Linked DNA regions of Mus musculus: region 2 is linked to region 1. The links are chromatin loops, found by intact Hi-C in ENCODE. Cell type or tissue: heart. All regions are shown on one strand.

Region 1 (8,000 bases):
GGATGGAGGAGGAAGACTGAAGTAGTGCTAAATAGAATGGTTTGACAAGGAGACCGTGCTATTCATACAGGAGGCATGCTGCCTTCAGCTTTGGTGCTTTGGTTCTTCTGCAGTTGGGCCCTATAGGCATCCAGTTTACTGAGCGAGGAAATAGTTAAAAGAACAAACCTTTTCCCTTCATGGTAATCTCTACAGATGACTGCTAAGGAACCTAGGGTTTTCAGCCTAATCTCCCTGCTGGCCAGGGTCTACAGCTACATTTAGCATAACCCAAACATAACAGTAACTGGATAGTAAATGTTTTTCTAGTTCCATTGCTGTATACTGCCTAAATGGGCTTGTATTTGAAATTGTTTGGTTGTCCTATCTATCAAATGGAAAGAATTAGGAAGTAGTTATGTTGCCATGATGCTTTCAAAGAGATTCAGGGCATCAGCCATCTAAATGTCTGTTTTTTAAAAAAATTTTATTATTATTATTATTATTATTATTATTTTTGCTGAGTTGGGGATTGAACCGAAGGCCTTGCATATACTAGGCAAGTGCTCTACCATTGAGCCATACCCCCAGTCCTGTTGTTTTCCTTGTTCATTTCTAATTCTATTAATGGATTTTAGATTTTCCCTGAAACCAGTTGAATCAATTCCAAAATGAAACACACTTCTCAGGGACATACCCACTTCCCAGTCTGACTTTGTGTTTTGATTATCAAGAACATATTATTTCCCCCTGCTATATACTGTGATCCTGATATTAAAAGAAACCAAAATACCACTGGAAAGTGGCTGGTAGAACAGTTGGCTTTTCATTAAGAGGAAAGATAAAGTGACATTTATCAGGGTTTTTGTTTTTGAGGTTGTCACTTTGGTACTGAGCGAATGCATGAAAACTCAAGACTGTGGGCCATGGTTCTGCCACTAATTGATTGAGTTCTAGAGCAGGTTAACCTCCCTGGCCTTACTCTTTGCATGTGTAATACAAAGATACTTCATGGTTAGCATGACATACACCAGCAATAGAATATGATAATGCTGACATCCCATGAAGTGGCATTTTATAGTAATAACTAAATTTGTGCTCTTTATGGAACATATTTCTAATAAAATGCTTGTTCTTAAAATATATGGTTGGCCAGATGTGCCCTATCCCTTGATTATGAGCAGGTGCCGCCTTTTGGGGTACTGAAACACTAATGATTTTAGTACTCAAATGCCAATATTCCATGAGCCTTTTGGGGTACTGAAACACTAATGATTTTAGTACTCAAATGCCAATATTCCATGATATATTCTTTTCCTTGGGTCTAGTGGAGGGAGAGTCTAGTTACTACCTCATAACCTTCTAGAAGCAAGTGATATCTTTGTTGGAAGTAGTTTTGGGCATGCATTCTTAATGCAGTTTTGTGCTACAAATGTACTGATTCTAAGCACAGACTCGGGAAGATTGTCCTGCAGAATAAGGCACTTCCAAGTTTGAGTTTTGACCTTACCTTCCTCCCATACAACAGACATATCTTTTCTCCAGGGAAAGCACATTTTGCCTGATTTAACACCCCTGCCCCACCACCCCGCACTGTTCTATCTTTTCTTGGTCACATAAGCAATAAAATTGTTTCTGTTCTAATCCATGCCTTAGGCTAAGGCTTTGATGGTTCCTCTAATCCCCTTAACAGTGGTTTAGGACTACTTTTGAAAACCTGTCTCTCCCATTTCCACGATCAGCTCTGGAACATGTATTAGTGTTCCTGAGAGATGATTATGTTGAATCCTAAATTGGGATTTAGAAGAACAAGAATTGGAGACTTCACATTTATTAACTGGTGTGATACAAGTTGGAATTACTGAATTCCCATAAATAAAATTTCACTTTTGAACATTTGCTCTGTTACTTTTTAACACCAACAGACTTTGTAACTGCCTGACGCTAACCTGACAGGTTGGCAGGTCTTTCACCACTGGCCATTCAATCTGCTTGGTAACAAGTCTTTTGGTCTTCTGTCATTCTAAGGTATGGCCTACTGCCCTCCTTTCTGTACGATCTGGGCAAACCGACCGGTGATGGCAAGAGTAGTGTCAATGAAGCGATCCACACAGCTAGAGAGGCAGTTTTCAGTGCGGGAGTCTAGCCGACTTCCTGGCTTCTCCACACACTTATCCCAACATAGTTCCATGAAGTGATGCACCTAAGGGCAGAGAAAAACCTTTTTTAGTCATTAGGGTATGAGATATCTTAGTTCATCATTCTGTGATATTTAATAGCATATTGTAGGATCACTTCAGGACTACTCTTTCTTTACTTTGTCACCAGTAACAGCCCCAGATCAGTAAATTCTCATTAGAACTCATTCTTTTGCAGAGAGATGATGGGGCAGGTCTTTAATCCCAGCACTTGGGAGTCAGAGGCAGGTGGATCTCAGAGTTAAGGCCAGCCTGGTCTACAGAGGGAGTTGCAAGACAGCCAGGCTAACAGAGAAACCCTGTCTTCAAACCAACGATTCATACTTTCACAATTCTCAAAGCAACTAGCAGTACTATTAAATCAGAGGAAGTCAGGACATTAACCTGTCGGTTCTTGATAGCTATCAGTACTTCCAAGGTTATCTTGATTGAACGGTTAAAACCCTAGTAGGAAATACGCTGTCCCACACCAAATGAGTCAACACTGATAGCTGCAGGGCTCATCTTTCTCTAATAATGATCACCATTTACAAATACATCATCACATTATCCAATGCAGAGGCAGCGGGCAACAACGAACCCAGATCTCATGGTGAGGACGGGTGTCTTGTCTCCAGGCACCTGTGCTCCAAGGTCGGAACCCAGAGATTCCGAGTGCCATTCCCGACCAGCGACCAGCTAATAACCGCATGCTCCTGTGGCCCAAACCTTTCCGCTGTTTTCGAACCCTTTCCTCCCACGCAGCGCTTGCCTCCCGGGCACTGAGCACTGTAGATCACTGGGGCGGGAGGCGCAGCCCGGATCGAGTGGGGCCGCTGTGCCGCAGTGTCCAGAGCTCCGTGAGTGCCCGGGATCTGCGCCTCACCCTCCTTCCCCTGTTCCTTCCTCATCCTCGTACCTGCGCAGTGAATTGCGCCTTCTGCTGTTCGGCGGCCACCAGGCGTTGTAACTCCGCTTCGTCCGCTTCACCAAGCTCGGCCATTGTCGGAGTCAGGCGCTTCGCTGGGGTGCGCACGCGCGGTGGCAGCGCACCGTCTCCTGCCTTCCGGTTCACGCTTCAGGTTGCCTCACCGTTCTTTTACGCGGGGCGGGACTTACTACATAACTGTTTCCGGGTTGTAGAGTGACCTTGAGCCCTCGAAAGCGACATGGCGGTTCTCTTAAAGCTGGGCGTTCTCTGCAGTGGCCAAGGAGCTCGAGGTGAGGTGTCTTGGCCATCAAAGGTTCTTGCTGCAGGCTGAAGCAGGGGAGAGGAAGGAGTTAGAGCTCGCCCGCTGGGTGGTGGGACGTCTTGAGAGGAGGGAACTTGCTCTTGTGCCCTCGAGGCACCACCTATGCGGACGCAACGTTGACCGCTATAGCCTAAAGGCCCAAGTGTTTACGTGCTGGCTGGTGTCCCCAGCTCGTACTTTCCGCTTCTGCACTGTGGTTGTGACCCCGGGCTAATATGAAAACAAACTCCTATTTGAGTGTGGATGGAAGGAGTCCGTTTGATAATTTGTTCTGAGTGGCTTGCTGTGTAGTGCTGTCTTCCTCGATCTAGCCATGTAGACAAGACTAACCTAGAGCTTGCCGGGAGCCCCGTGACTGCTCCCGAGGGCTGCCATAAAAACCGTGCACCCTCACTCAGGGCTTCGATAATCATTTTAACCAGGCATTTTACCTATACCAGGCGCCTAAGAGGCTAGTATATAAACACGAATTAAACAGTTTCAACCCTCGAAGAACTTCTTGTGTGGGGGCTACAGGCAAAGTAAAGCAAAACCTGTTGTGTTATGTAGACATTATTGAGTGCAGAGAACGTTTGGGGTACTTGCTTTGAAAGGACTAACCTGCCTTGGCTCTGCAGGGAATTACATCCTATAGTAACCGAGAGCAGCAAAAACCAAAGTGAGGGGCTATAAAGATGCACAGGGTGCGATAAAATGGAACAAATACAGTAATATCTGTGAAAGTCAAAGTGTAATCTAGAAAGGCAAAATGGAACTAAGCCACAGGACTTACTTTATTCTCTTTTGAAAATACAGTCTCTCTGTTGCCCAGGTTGGGAGTAAGATCGAAAGGTTTGATAGGTTTACAATCTTGGTTTATTTTTGCTGTTACTGTTGTTGCTTAGGCTGCCCTGGAACTTGTCCTGTCTCAGCCTCCAGAGTAGCTGGGGTGCACCACCTGCCCTCACAATCTTTCCCTTTTGAGCCCAGCATCTCATGCTTGCTGAGCGTGTGCCCTGTTGCCAGACTATACAAGCCTCAGCCTCAGCCTAGACTTAGGTTAGTAACAGTGTAGTAGATGGATGACCTTGGTGGAGATAGAGGAGGTTCCGACCCAAGTCATGGAGATGAGATAGATGAGATAAGCACGCTGCGGCAGCCAGGCAGGTGAAGTCCTGAGCTTGGAAGGGAAAGGGAGAAGAAGGCAGTCTCAGGAAGTGTTAAGGAGCTGTGTCAGTAGGATTTGGTGATTTATAGAGGGAACTACCTGGCTGGCTATTGGTTATTACTTGAATTAGCTGCGTGGAGTTATTCGATCATGACTAGTTGGAACAGACATGAGGTGTATGAAAAACAGTTCCACAGCTGAACAGTTGGGAAGTGGCAGATGGCTTAGGCCACACTTAACAGAAGCAAGACTAGAACGAGCTCAGGCCTGCTTTCACAGGCTGGTGATTCTAGTGCTTGGTGCTGGAAATGGGAGGGTCAAAAGGTTCAAGGTCATGGGGCAAGGGACAAAGAGCAAGGCAACTCTCTGAGTTAGAAGCTAGCCTGGTCTGCATAGAGAGTTCCAGGCCAGCCAGAGCAAACAGTGAAACCCTATAACCACCTTCCACCCCTCCAACTCTACCATGCATGCCTTCAAAATAAATAAATAAATAAATAAAGACAGGAGAGAAAATATTAAATTATCTATTTGTGTATGTATGCAGTTAGCATTCTGGGAGCTCATTAAACCTTTGTTTACTTTGTCTAGTTTTTAGCAGTGTTAGGAAGTAAATGCAGTTGTTGACTGTGTTGGCTAGTTTTTGCCTACTTGATGCAACTTAGTCAGTTGGAAAGAGGGAACTTAACTGAAGAATCGCTTCCAGTGGATTAGCCCTTGGCCATGTCTGTGAGTGAGTTTCTTGACTGATGTGGAAGGGCCCAGGCCCCTGTGGGTAGCACTATCTATTGTAGACAGTTGTGCCCGGGCTGAATAATAAGGCTAGTGAGCGTGAGCCATGGAGCAGGCCAGTAAGCACCGCTCCCCTGTGGTTTCCACTTCAGTTTCTACTTGATTGCTTGCCCTGGTTTCCCTCAACGCTGGACAGTGAGCTAGAATCGGAAGCTGAAGTAAACACTTTGTTCCCCTAAGTTGATTTTGGTCATGGTATTTACATAGTAACAGAAAGCAAACTAGAACACTTTTCTACAGCTATTTAAATTAGCTGCTTATCATCCCATGGCTAATCTCTGATGTGGCTGGGTGAACATCAGTCTGTCTTCACCAAGAGGCAAGATCCAAAGGGAAACAGGAAGGAAGGCTCCAAGGGTGCAGATGAAATTTGGTCTTGAAAAGAAAGAGGACACTAGGTTAATTTTCTGAACTAAATTGTGTATCTTGAGGGCAAAGACTTTTTTGTCCTTATGTTTCTTGCTGTGTTGCCAAGCACAGACTTCATGCAGTTAGAATGCGATAACTCGGCGAGTAAACGTAAGAACCGCCAGGTTTTAAGTAGAGAAAGTGAGGCCTTTTAGTTATGTAGCTTCTATGTAGGAGTCTGCAGATTTTCCTTGCTTATTTTTGAGACAGGGTCTCATGTGACCCCATGCTGATCTCAGACCCCATAGGTAGGTGAGGCTGACCTTGAGTTTCTGCTCCTGCCTCTCCAGTGCCTGCGTGTATGTGGTCAGTGTTGGAAATAAACCCCATGAATGCTTGGCAAGCAACTGAGCTACGTCCCCAGTACAGATTTTTTTTTTTTTTTTTAAATAAAGTTTGGGATGGAAAGATGGCTCTTAGGTTAAGAGCACTTATTGCTTTTCCAGAGAACCTGGGTTCTCTTCCCAGAACACACATAGTGGCTATAACTATAACTCCAGGTCTAGGGCAGATATAACTCTAGTTATAAAGAAGGATGTTGCAGATACCAGGCATGCACATGGTACGCAGATATTACATGTCGGTAAGACACTCGTGCATATTAAAATACATCCTTTAAAGTAAAAATGTATTCATTGTCATGCCTGCTCATGGTCCCGTTAGGAAGCACTTACGAGCCCTGTCTTTCTTCCCTCAGCTCTCCTACTCCGAAGCCGGGTGGTCAGACCCGCTTATGTGTCAGCATTTCTCCAGGACCAGCCTACCCAAGGACGGTGTGGTACCCAGCACATTCACCTGTCACCAAGCCACCACTGTATGTCCTCTCTGCCTCAGCTTTGTCAGGAGTTCTATTTATTATTCTAAGCGTGTTGGTGTTTTGCCTGCATGTCTATCTGTGCACTTGCATTTCTGATGCACAGGGTCCAGAAGAGGGTGTTGGATTCCCTGGAAGGGAGTTAAAGAAGTTGTGCACTGCTACTGTCTTGGGGCTTTGGCTATCTTTACCTGAGCTAATAATATACTTGGGGGGTCTTGATGTCTTCTCAGGAGGACGCTCATTGTCTGCTAGCTAAATAAAGACCCAGTTTACAAACCTTTGCACACAGAGTGCAAACAGAGTCGAGAAATACCATTTATATTCACAGAGAACCTTCTGGCCCAACTCTTCAAAATGTGTTACATTATTGTCAAGAAAACAACTCTGTAGAAGTCTGTTCAGTGCGGCTTAGGTACTGCTGTTTGTTTAGCCAGTGGAAAGGAGTGAATTGTGCAGAACATCTAATTTTGTGACTGAATCCTGGATTTATAGCTGAGGGTTTTTTTGTTTTTGTTTTTAGGTTGATTAAAACCATATGGGATTTTGTAGGTAAATACTGTGTGGCTATTCACAGTAGACATTCTAAACATGACTAATGAGCTAACTGTATTTTTATTAAAGTCTGGAGGGAGAAATTTTTTTTTTGTCTTGACTGGTCTGAAAATTGCTTTGTAGTCCAGGGTAGCCTCAAACTTGCAGTGATCTTCCTGAAATCATGGTTTTGAATTGTCATTTTGTTAATTTTTTTGAGATAGGGTCTTACTGTAGCTGTCCCAGAACTCACCATGTATTCCAGACTGCAGTCCTCCTGCCTCAGCCTCTTGGTGCCGTGATTACCGGCCTTCATGCCTGGCTGCTGAGATTTGTAAAGAGTCTTCATTTTTATTTTTTATCTTCTGCTTTCAGTCCTCTGTGGTTCTTAAGGCAGCCACTTAACTGATGAGTGAGTCTAGCTGGAGGGCTTTTCTGCCTATTAAACCCTTTCTGTTTTTGACCAGTTTTTGTTTCTGGATTCCTTTGCTAGATTTATCAGACTTGTTCTGGAGTGCATGGGGCTGAAGAAAGTCCACTGAAGTAGTATGTATAGATTTTCTGTATGTGCCTGTTCTGGGTAGGGCCTCCATCGTTTTGTGAGGTTTGTGCAGAAGTTCATAGCCTCTTAGAAATGAGGCTTAGAGCCTGTGCTGGTTTGGCTTGTGGAAGAGCCGTCTTCATGTTTCATTTGTGTGGCACTGGGTTGTAAAGAGACAGAAGGACTGTAACCTTAAAAAGTAGCCGTAGGCCTTTGCTCCTTTCACTCTGGTTGAACTGTTTTTAAAACATATCACATTTCCCCCCTAAAATAATAATAGTATTATTATTTTAAAGGGGTCACATCAGGGATTGCTAAATTACATTCATAAGATACCTCTTGCCACTGAAGTAAAAAA
Region 2 (8,000 bases), 56 kb before region 1:
CATTTAGTGAAGGTAAATTTCCTCAAGTGATCTCCCTGGTAGCATGTTTGCTCATTATCAGGAGGGTGGAGATAAGGATTGTTTTATTGCTAGAGATAATTTACTGTAGGTATTTCTAATGTAAGCACAAGATAGATCAAGATGGATTACTGTAAAAAAGGATTAGTTGATTTTCAACTCTTTTGACATCATATGTGAATGTATAAACACATCAGAACCTATGAGTATAAACTGTAACATTAGTCTTCAAATGCAAAATCGAACCCTAGTTAGCTCAGCAGTGTTTAAAACTGAATTCTGAACTCTGCACATGCTAATCATGATTTCTGCCACCAAGCCACCGAGGATCCCAGCCAGAAATAGATAGTTATTTTTTTGAGACAGCATCTCACCATGTTATCTAAACAGATATATTCAGATAATTAATCACTTTCCTTCAGCCTCTGCAGTAGCTGGAATCACAGGCATAGACTATCACCCCAGCCCAGAAATAAATAAGGAATTCACAAATCAATTTAAAGGCTCTGTCTGTCTCTCCCAAATTCAAGCAGCCTCATTTATCACTTAATGTTACCAATTTCAATGCTTGATATATTTCAACTTTTAGCTCCGAGTGTTTTCTTTCATTTGGTTTCTGAATATGTATTTCCAGCTTTATGTTTGAGACAGGGTCTTACCATGTAGACCTAGCTGGCCTGGAACTCAACAGAGATCCATCTGCCTCTGCCTTTCAAGGGCTAAGAATTTTAAGATTTTTTTTTTTTTAAGATAGAGTACATGTAGGTAGCCCAGGCTAGCCCCAAAGTGGCCATCTGGTGCTTGAACAACAGAACAACAGTCATGTACACCATACTGGCTATCAGTTGTAACTTTTTGTCCTCCCAATTTCTTCTTGTGTTCTTGGTATTCTCTGACCATCTGTACACTGAGGAATTGGTAGACATTCAGAGCACGCTTCCTCCTAATTTAATGTCACTTTCAGTTCAGGAATGATAAGGCTAATTACATAACCCATCCAATGGATACATATTGCATAAATGTTGCACATAAATCATTACTCAATAACTGAAAGTCAAGCACTCAGCAGGATTACTGCTATACTAATTCAGAAGACAAGGAGAAACAGCACATAAGATCTTCATCTGCCTCACACATTAGTAAGTTTTGTTTTTTTTTTAATCTGATGTGTGTACCGCATCAGAAGGTCTGTTCGTGACTGCACAGCATACAAAGGTGACGTCACCAAGTGTTGATGCTGCTCAGTGACACTAGGATAGAAAATGAGGGAAAATATACAATATTTATCTGAGACCGAGTTAATTTGCTTAATTAAGTTGCATCCATTTTGTGAATGACAAACCCCATTATTTGTGACTGAAAAAAAATTACATTGTGTCTATACCCATTTTCAATAGACATTCTTTTAGGATGGACACATAGTTTAGTCCTATAAATGAGATACCCGTGTGAACTGTGCTGTCAGTCTAAAAAAAAATCGCTTAAATAGTTACTACAATACATAGAGTTGATTTATAGTTGTCAATATTGAGGATGCTGCTTCAGATAAATATGTACCATATGAGCTGGCAAGATAGCTCAGTGTTGGTCTGGAGAGATGGAGTTGGTTAGCATATACACAGAAAATAATGTCATAATTTAATATATATATATATATATATATATATATATATATATATATATATATATTATATATATACATAGAATAGGAAAATCTAGGGAGACATTTACTGGAAAATTTAGTCCTAATCTCAAACCAAAATTCACTGATTGATTTTCTATGAAATTCAAATCAGCCACGGCAATTTTAAAATCCAAATACTCATAACAATTCAACCTAAAGATTATACTACTATAATGTTTATATAGAAGGGATAACTGTGGGAAATGTCTTTCTGCAATTAAATCATTATGCTCACGTGAGAGCAGAACACTTTGTACAGTAAAACCAGTGCGAATCACACCATACACGGGGAATCTGTGCCAAGGTGTTTCAGGCAGTGTTGGCTGGCCTCGTGTGACACCGAGGGCATGGCAGTACAAAGGGCACGGGTGTCCTCACAGCCACAGCTGCAGCGACGCGGTAGGATTCAGTGTAGGCAGCAGTAGTGAGAAACAACCTAGGTTGGCGCGGCTGGGTTCGGCAGCTTTTCACTGTTGCCATTTTTTTTCTTTTGACCCCACATTGTTACTCCATAGTTTAAGAAAGGTTTCTGTTGTTGTTTTCCTATTGAATTCACAGAACTGCGGGACAGCACGACAACGACTTTCGCAAAGTTGTATCTTAAACCTTTCTTTAAAAAAAAAAAAAAAAAGAATCTCAGTATGTAGCCCAAGCTGGCCTGGCAATGAACAGCATTAAACCAGGCTGTCCTGGAATCTAGGGTTCCACCTGCCTCTGTCTCCGTAATGCTATAATTAAAGGAATGTGTGTGTGTTAAAATATTTTCGCTATTTAAGAGGATACGGTGGAAATCTGGGGGTAATAAAACTGCTTTTTACAAACAAGTATCTTTATAGAGGAAATATAATTAGTCTTCTGTGACTAACTGGAAATGTGAAAATGTACCTTTCTCTTGGCTGCCCTTCACATCATTTGGCTGAAAACCCTGCTGCTCCCGTTTCCGGTGGGTTAGGGACCTAGGACAGCCTGCACGGGGCGGGCTCTGCAGCCAAGGGTCACCCCCTGATCCCCCGTCACTCGAGGGCCTTTCCTTTCTCCAACTTTCCAAGGTGCGCCCGCACCCATCGACCTAAAGCTTTGCATTACTGTCAGCCCGGGCTCTTTTCCCCAGCTTTTTCTTAAAGCAAAGGCGGTCGTTCCCTTTGGCACCGCCTCCCTGCCCTCAGGCTGCAGCCGGTCCGACTCTCGGGTCCCTTAGAGCGGCCCTGGTCCGTACTTCCCATCCTCTGCGACACCTCTCCTAGGGCCTTTCCCGTTTCTCCCAAACGTGCACCGCCCCCGCACTGCCTCGCAGCGCCTTCGTCACCGCAGATCCTAAGCGGCAGCCTCCCGTCCCTCTCGGGTGTCTCCGACGCGTCCCCCCCGCAGAGGGGCACGGAAACCCTACGTTCCGGTCGCCCGTCCAAGCAGCCGCTTTTACGACACTGCGCGACCGCAGTGCGCGGCTGACGGCAGAGCCGCGCTGCTCTTGGAGAGGTCACTCCGGAGACGGCGGAGCCTTTGGGGCGTGGGGGTCGGTGGCAGTAATGTGGCGCGTCTGTGCGCGGAGGGCGCGGAGTGCTGTGCCCAGGGATGGGTTCAGGGCTCGGTGGGCGGCCTTGAAGGAAGGCCCCGGGGCCCCATGCGGGAGCCCGCGGATTGGCCCCGCTGCGGTCCGTTGCGGTAGTGGGATCCCCCGCTATGGGGTCCGCTCCTTGTGCGGCTGGAGCTCCGGCTCCGGCACTGTCCCGCGTAACCGCTTGCTGCGACAACTCCTGGGGTCGCCCAGCCGCCGCTCTTACAGCCTCCCTCCGCATCAGAAGGTGAGTGACCCACCCTGGAGCCTGTTGTCCTTCAGAGCCCGCTCCTTGGCGTGGGGAATCCTCCTTGAGAGGCCTCCGACAGCCAGCTCCCTCCCAGATCTATTACGGTCCCTCGCCCAAGACCTTCCCAGTGGGCATCTTTTCTATTGAAAGAGGTCTAAGCCTGCGGCTATGGGCAAAAGGTCTGAGAAGTCTCACGTGCTTTCTCAGATCCACTAGACTGACTGGAGGATCAACCTGCCTCTGAAAGTCATGAATTTCTGGAGTGCTAGATCTCCCTTTGTATCTCCAGTGAACAGTTTGAAATGTGACTCAGTAAATACTCTGCATGAACTTGGGTGGAATGAAAGCACGCCGAGGGCTAAGTATGCCTGTTTAAATGTATGCTTCTTTTTCTGCAGGTTCCATTACCTTCCCTTTCCCCTACAATGCAGGCAGGCACCATAGCCCGCTGGGAAAAAAAAGAAGGGGAAAAAATCAGTGAGGGTGATCTAATTGCAGAGGTAAGTCTTAAAACACGCAGATTTTACCTAAGGGAGTGGCTTTGCTGAATAGACTAAAGCTTAGCCTTCTGGTAGGTAGTTTCCTCTTTCTCTTTAAGAAGCAGCTCCCCTCCCACCTCCCCATTTATTAGAGATGATTGGTTAGCTACGTTGTCAGCAGCTAGCTAAATTGTTTTTGAGATCACGGTGTAACTCTGGCTGGCCTGCAATGCTCAGAGATATCCCCCCCCACCCCCAATGTTACAATGTTAGCAATGCCTAGCTTCTACCCAAAATGTTTTTAAACCGTTCTTTCAAGTCTGTGGTAGTGGGTTTTATCTTCGTATGGATTTCTAGACACATTCCAGTTAACTGCCTCTTGGCAGTACAAACCTAAGCCAGTGCTTTTGTGCTAACAGGTTGAAACTGATAAAGCCACTGTTGGGTTTGAGAGCCTGGAGGAGTGCTATATGGCCAAGATCCTTGTTCCTGAAGGGACCAGAGATGTTCCAGTTGGGTCCATCATCTGTATCACAGTTGAAAAGTGAGTAAAAACAAAAAGAAAAAAAAATCTTTGTAATTTGTGAACATTTGTTGCTTTTAAAGCATTTCAACTCAGATTGGAAGTTAAAGACATGTGAGGACTCGCTGGGAGGTTAGGGATTGGATTTGCTTTATAAATTCTATATTTATGTATTCTTTTTCTTCAGGCCTCAGGATATTGAGGCCTTTAAAAATTATACATTGGATTTGGCGGCGGCAGCTGCCCCACAGGCAGCCCCAGCTGCAGCCCCAGCTCCAGCTGCTGCCCCAGCGGCACCTTCTGCAAGCGCTCCCGGTAGCTCCTATCCTACTCATATGCAGGTAAGACTCAGCCTCTGAGTGCCGGCTCCTGGTGACTTGTTATTAATTATTTTATTGTCATTTTTCTCTATGGGTGGCTATTGTACTCTGAAAACGTGTCATTAACTATAAGTGCCTGTCATTCAGCCGTATTGAGAGATTTTAGCTGTGAAAATTATTCTTGTTGTTTCTAAGTGTGTGAGCCTGGACAGTTTCTTTAACCTTTCTCGGCTTTAGCCCAGGATACAGGATAATGCTTGGCTTTTCTCTTTCACAAACGATGTGAAAGGTTTCGGAAATGACTTTTTCCCCTATGCAAGTAGAATTTAAGTAGAGAACAGGTGCTATTTGCTGAATGAAAGTCCCCAGATGAAGTTTTCCTTTGGTTTAGAGTGGGCTACTTCTAAGCATAGATGAAGTATTCCAGTAATAGTCATTAGTGAAAAAATAACAATAAAGAATAAGTATGATGGTGATGGAGAGCTGGCTCAGTGGTAAGAGCACTGACTGCTCTTGTAGAGGTCTCAGGTTTGATTCCCTGCAACCACGTGGCAGCTCACCACTGTCTGTAAGTCCAGTTCCAGGGGACCCAGCACCCTCACAAAGACATGCATACAGGGAAAACACCAACGCATATAAAATATAAATAAATCATTTAAAAAGAATGAGCAGTATGGAATAAGTCTACAGGATAACATTCTAACAGTGCTGTTGGCCATAAATGTGATTACCACCAACCTAGATCAGCTCTAGGAAACCATCTTGTGCTTTTTCTTCCTAAACACAATCTAATTACAGCTTCCCACCCCAGGTCCTCCCTGCTTCCCTACCTACCCATGCCCTTTCCTTCTTCTTATTAGACATCTAAAAAAAAAACAAAAAACAAAACTAGAATAGGGCCAAACAAACAGGGGAAAAAGAGCCAAAGAAAATCATACCCAGACGCCAAAAGCCTGTGCACTTAATCACAGTATTAGATCTTAGAGTTTTCCTTTGTTTATCTTTCTGTGGTCTTGATGTTGGAAGTAAGTAAAATCTAAAGGATTAAGATTTGGCCTTTCCTTAACTTTATAAGAAGTTTTCTGGGTGAGTCAGTTTCTTCTCTGGAAATCACGTTCCAAGTCTATTGGTAACAATTCCTTATGATGAAATTTTTCCTGGTCTTTAGCTTTCATGATGATTTCTTTCAGTTCAGCAACCTTATTTTGTTACATAAGACCTCTTTTCTCCATTTTATCCTGCTCTGTGTTTAAGTGTTAGAATTGGGTCCTAAGAATCCTTTGAGATGGTAAAGATAAATAAATGAGTGTATTTCTCTTTCTACTGCCCCCCCCCATGCACACTCAAACATACACATTCATACTTTACTGGTGATTGTGCAACAAAGAAAAGAAATTCTGAACAAGAAATAATTTTTAAAGAGTTTCTAAGTCTTGCAGACATGGTGGCACACACCTTTAATCCCAGCACTCTGGAAGCAGGGGCATGCAGGTCTCTGAGTTAGAGGCCAGCTCAGTCTACAAATTGAGTTCCAGGATAGCCAGGGCTGTTATACAGAGAAAACCTGTCCAAAATAAAGATATTTGTTTTTACATGCATTTAGTGTGCACTTAAATGTGTAGAGGTCATTGTGGAAGTAAGTTAGTTGTCTTCTATAACCAGAGTGCGCAGAGAAGGGGGAGCTGGAAAGCGAGGCTTGTTGTTGACTTCAGTGAGAGACTCTCAAGTAAATGAGGGAGATAGCTCAGGATACCTTACATCCTCCTCTGGCTTCTCCACTGCACACTTATATACACCTGTGCATGCATCACACACACACACACACACACACACACACACACACACACACACATCAGAAAGCCTTTTGTTTTTTAACAGTTTAAAAAAATACAATGTATTGTTCCTCTATCTCTGAAGAATGGTATTTAGTTTTGTGGGTTTTCCCTCTAGTCCTGCCTCATGCATGCTAGTCAGCTACTCTTCTACTACTGAACCTCATCCTTTGCTCCCAGAATTGCTCTTAATGTTCAGTTTTAAAAATTGTGTGTGTAGACATGTGCATGCTGGTATTCCCGGAGACAGGATTGGATTCACTAAAGCTAGAGTTACAGGTGATTGAGAGTTGGCCCATCGGGAACCAAACTAAGATCCTATGCAAGAGCAGCAAGTGTTCTGAATCACTTAGCCATATCTTTAGTCCTTAATTTATATATATGTATATATATATGTGTGTGTGTGTGTGTGTGTGTGTGTGTGGTGTGAAATAAGTATGGTTTCTCATGAGTGAAAAGATGCTTATTGCAGAACACAGTAAATTCAGCAGTTTGTCTAGACCAAGATCGTTCTGTAAGAATGAAAAGGATCCACCTCACACAGTCAGAATGGCTAAGATCAAAAATTCAGGGGACAGCAGATGCTGGTGAGGATGTGGAGAAAGAGGAACACTCCTCCATTGCTGGTGGGGTTGCAAGCTGGTACAACCACTCTGGAAATCAGTCTGGTGGTTCCTCAGAAAATTGGATATAGTACTACCTGAGGACCCAGCTATGCCACTCCTGGGCATCTACCCAGAAGATGCTCCAACATATAACATTCCAACATATAACTAGGACACATGCTCAACTATGTTCATAGCAACCTTATTTATAATAGCCAGAAGCCAGAAAGAACCCAGATGTTCCTCAACAGAGGAATGGATACAGAAAGTGTGGTATATTTACACAGTGGAGTACTACTCAGCCATTAAAAACAATGACTTCATGAAATTCTTAGGCAAATGGATGGAACTAGAAAATATCATCCCAATCATAAAGGAATACACATGGTATGCACTCACTGATAAGTGGATATTAGCCTAGAAGCTTGGAATACTAAAGATACAATTCATAGACCACATGAAGCTCAAAAAGAAAGAAGACCAAGGCGTGGATGATTTGGTCCTTCTTAGAAGGGGGAACAAAATATTCACGGGAGGAAAAGCAGAGACAAAGTGTGGAGCAGAGACTGAAAGAAAGGCCATCCAGAGACTGCCCCACCTGGGGATCCATCCCATATACAGTCACCAAACTCAGGTACTATTATGGATGCCAAGCAGTGCATGCTGACAGGAGCCTGATATAGCTGTCTCCCGAGAGGCTCTGCCAGTGCCTGACAAATACAGAGGCCACGCTC

The links. Hi-C counts contacts between places; a loop is a spot of excess contacts. Peaks named below come from ENCODE experiments on the same cell type or tissue, not always from the same donor. Only the 100,000 strongest peaks of a DNase experiment are listed, where the experiment ranks them.
Region 2: it touches region 1 in a loop (2.9-fold over the local background); 8 of 42 quality-filtered maps call a loop at or near these places.

Annotation. Positions count from the first base shown.
Region 1 is chr9:50,599,115-50,607,114 of GRCm38, reverse strand. Sdhd (succinate dehydrogenase complex, subunit D, integral membrane protein) reads left to right here and starts at 3,266. Exons shown (of 4, transcript NM_025848.3): 1 at 3,266-3,377; 2 at 6,451-6,567. The coding sequence starts at 3,326. Timm8b (translocase of inner mitochondrial membrane 8B) reads right to left here and starts at 3,214. Exons shown (of 2, transcript NM_013897.2): 1 at 3,076-3,214; 2 at 1,795-2,182. The coding sequence starts at 3,159. The coding sequence ends at 2,015. Nkapd1 (NKAP domain containing 1) reads left to right here. Exons shown (of 6, transcript NM_212449.2): 6 at 1-1,875. In heart, a CTCF peak has its summit at 3,103 (motif pointing left); a DNase peak (open chromatin) is centred at 3,304; H3K4me3 peaks cover 3,930 bases; H3K27ac peaks cover 2,471 bases.
Region 2 is chr9:50,654,695-50,662,694 of GRCm38, reverse strand. Dlat (dihydrolipoamide S-acetyltransferase (E2 component of pyruvate dehydrogenase complex)) reads left to right here and starts at 2,915. Exons shown (of 14, transcript NM_145614.4): 1 at 2,915-3,504; 2 at 3,906-4,007; 3 at 4,406-4,530; 4 at 4,697-4,850. The coding sequence starts at 3,229. In heart, no CTCF peak of the experiment used is centred here; DNase peaks (open chromatin) are centred at 2,084 and 3,074; H3K4me3 peaks cover 3,100 bases; H3K27ac peaks cover 2,279 bases.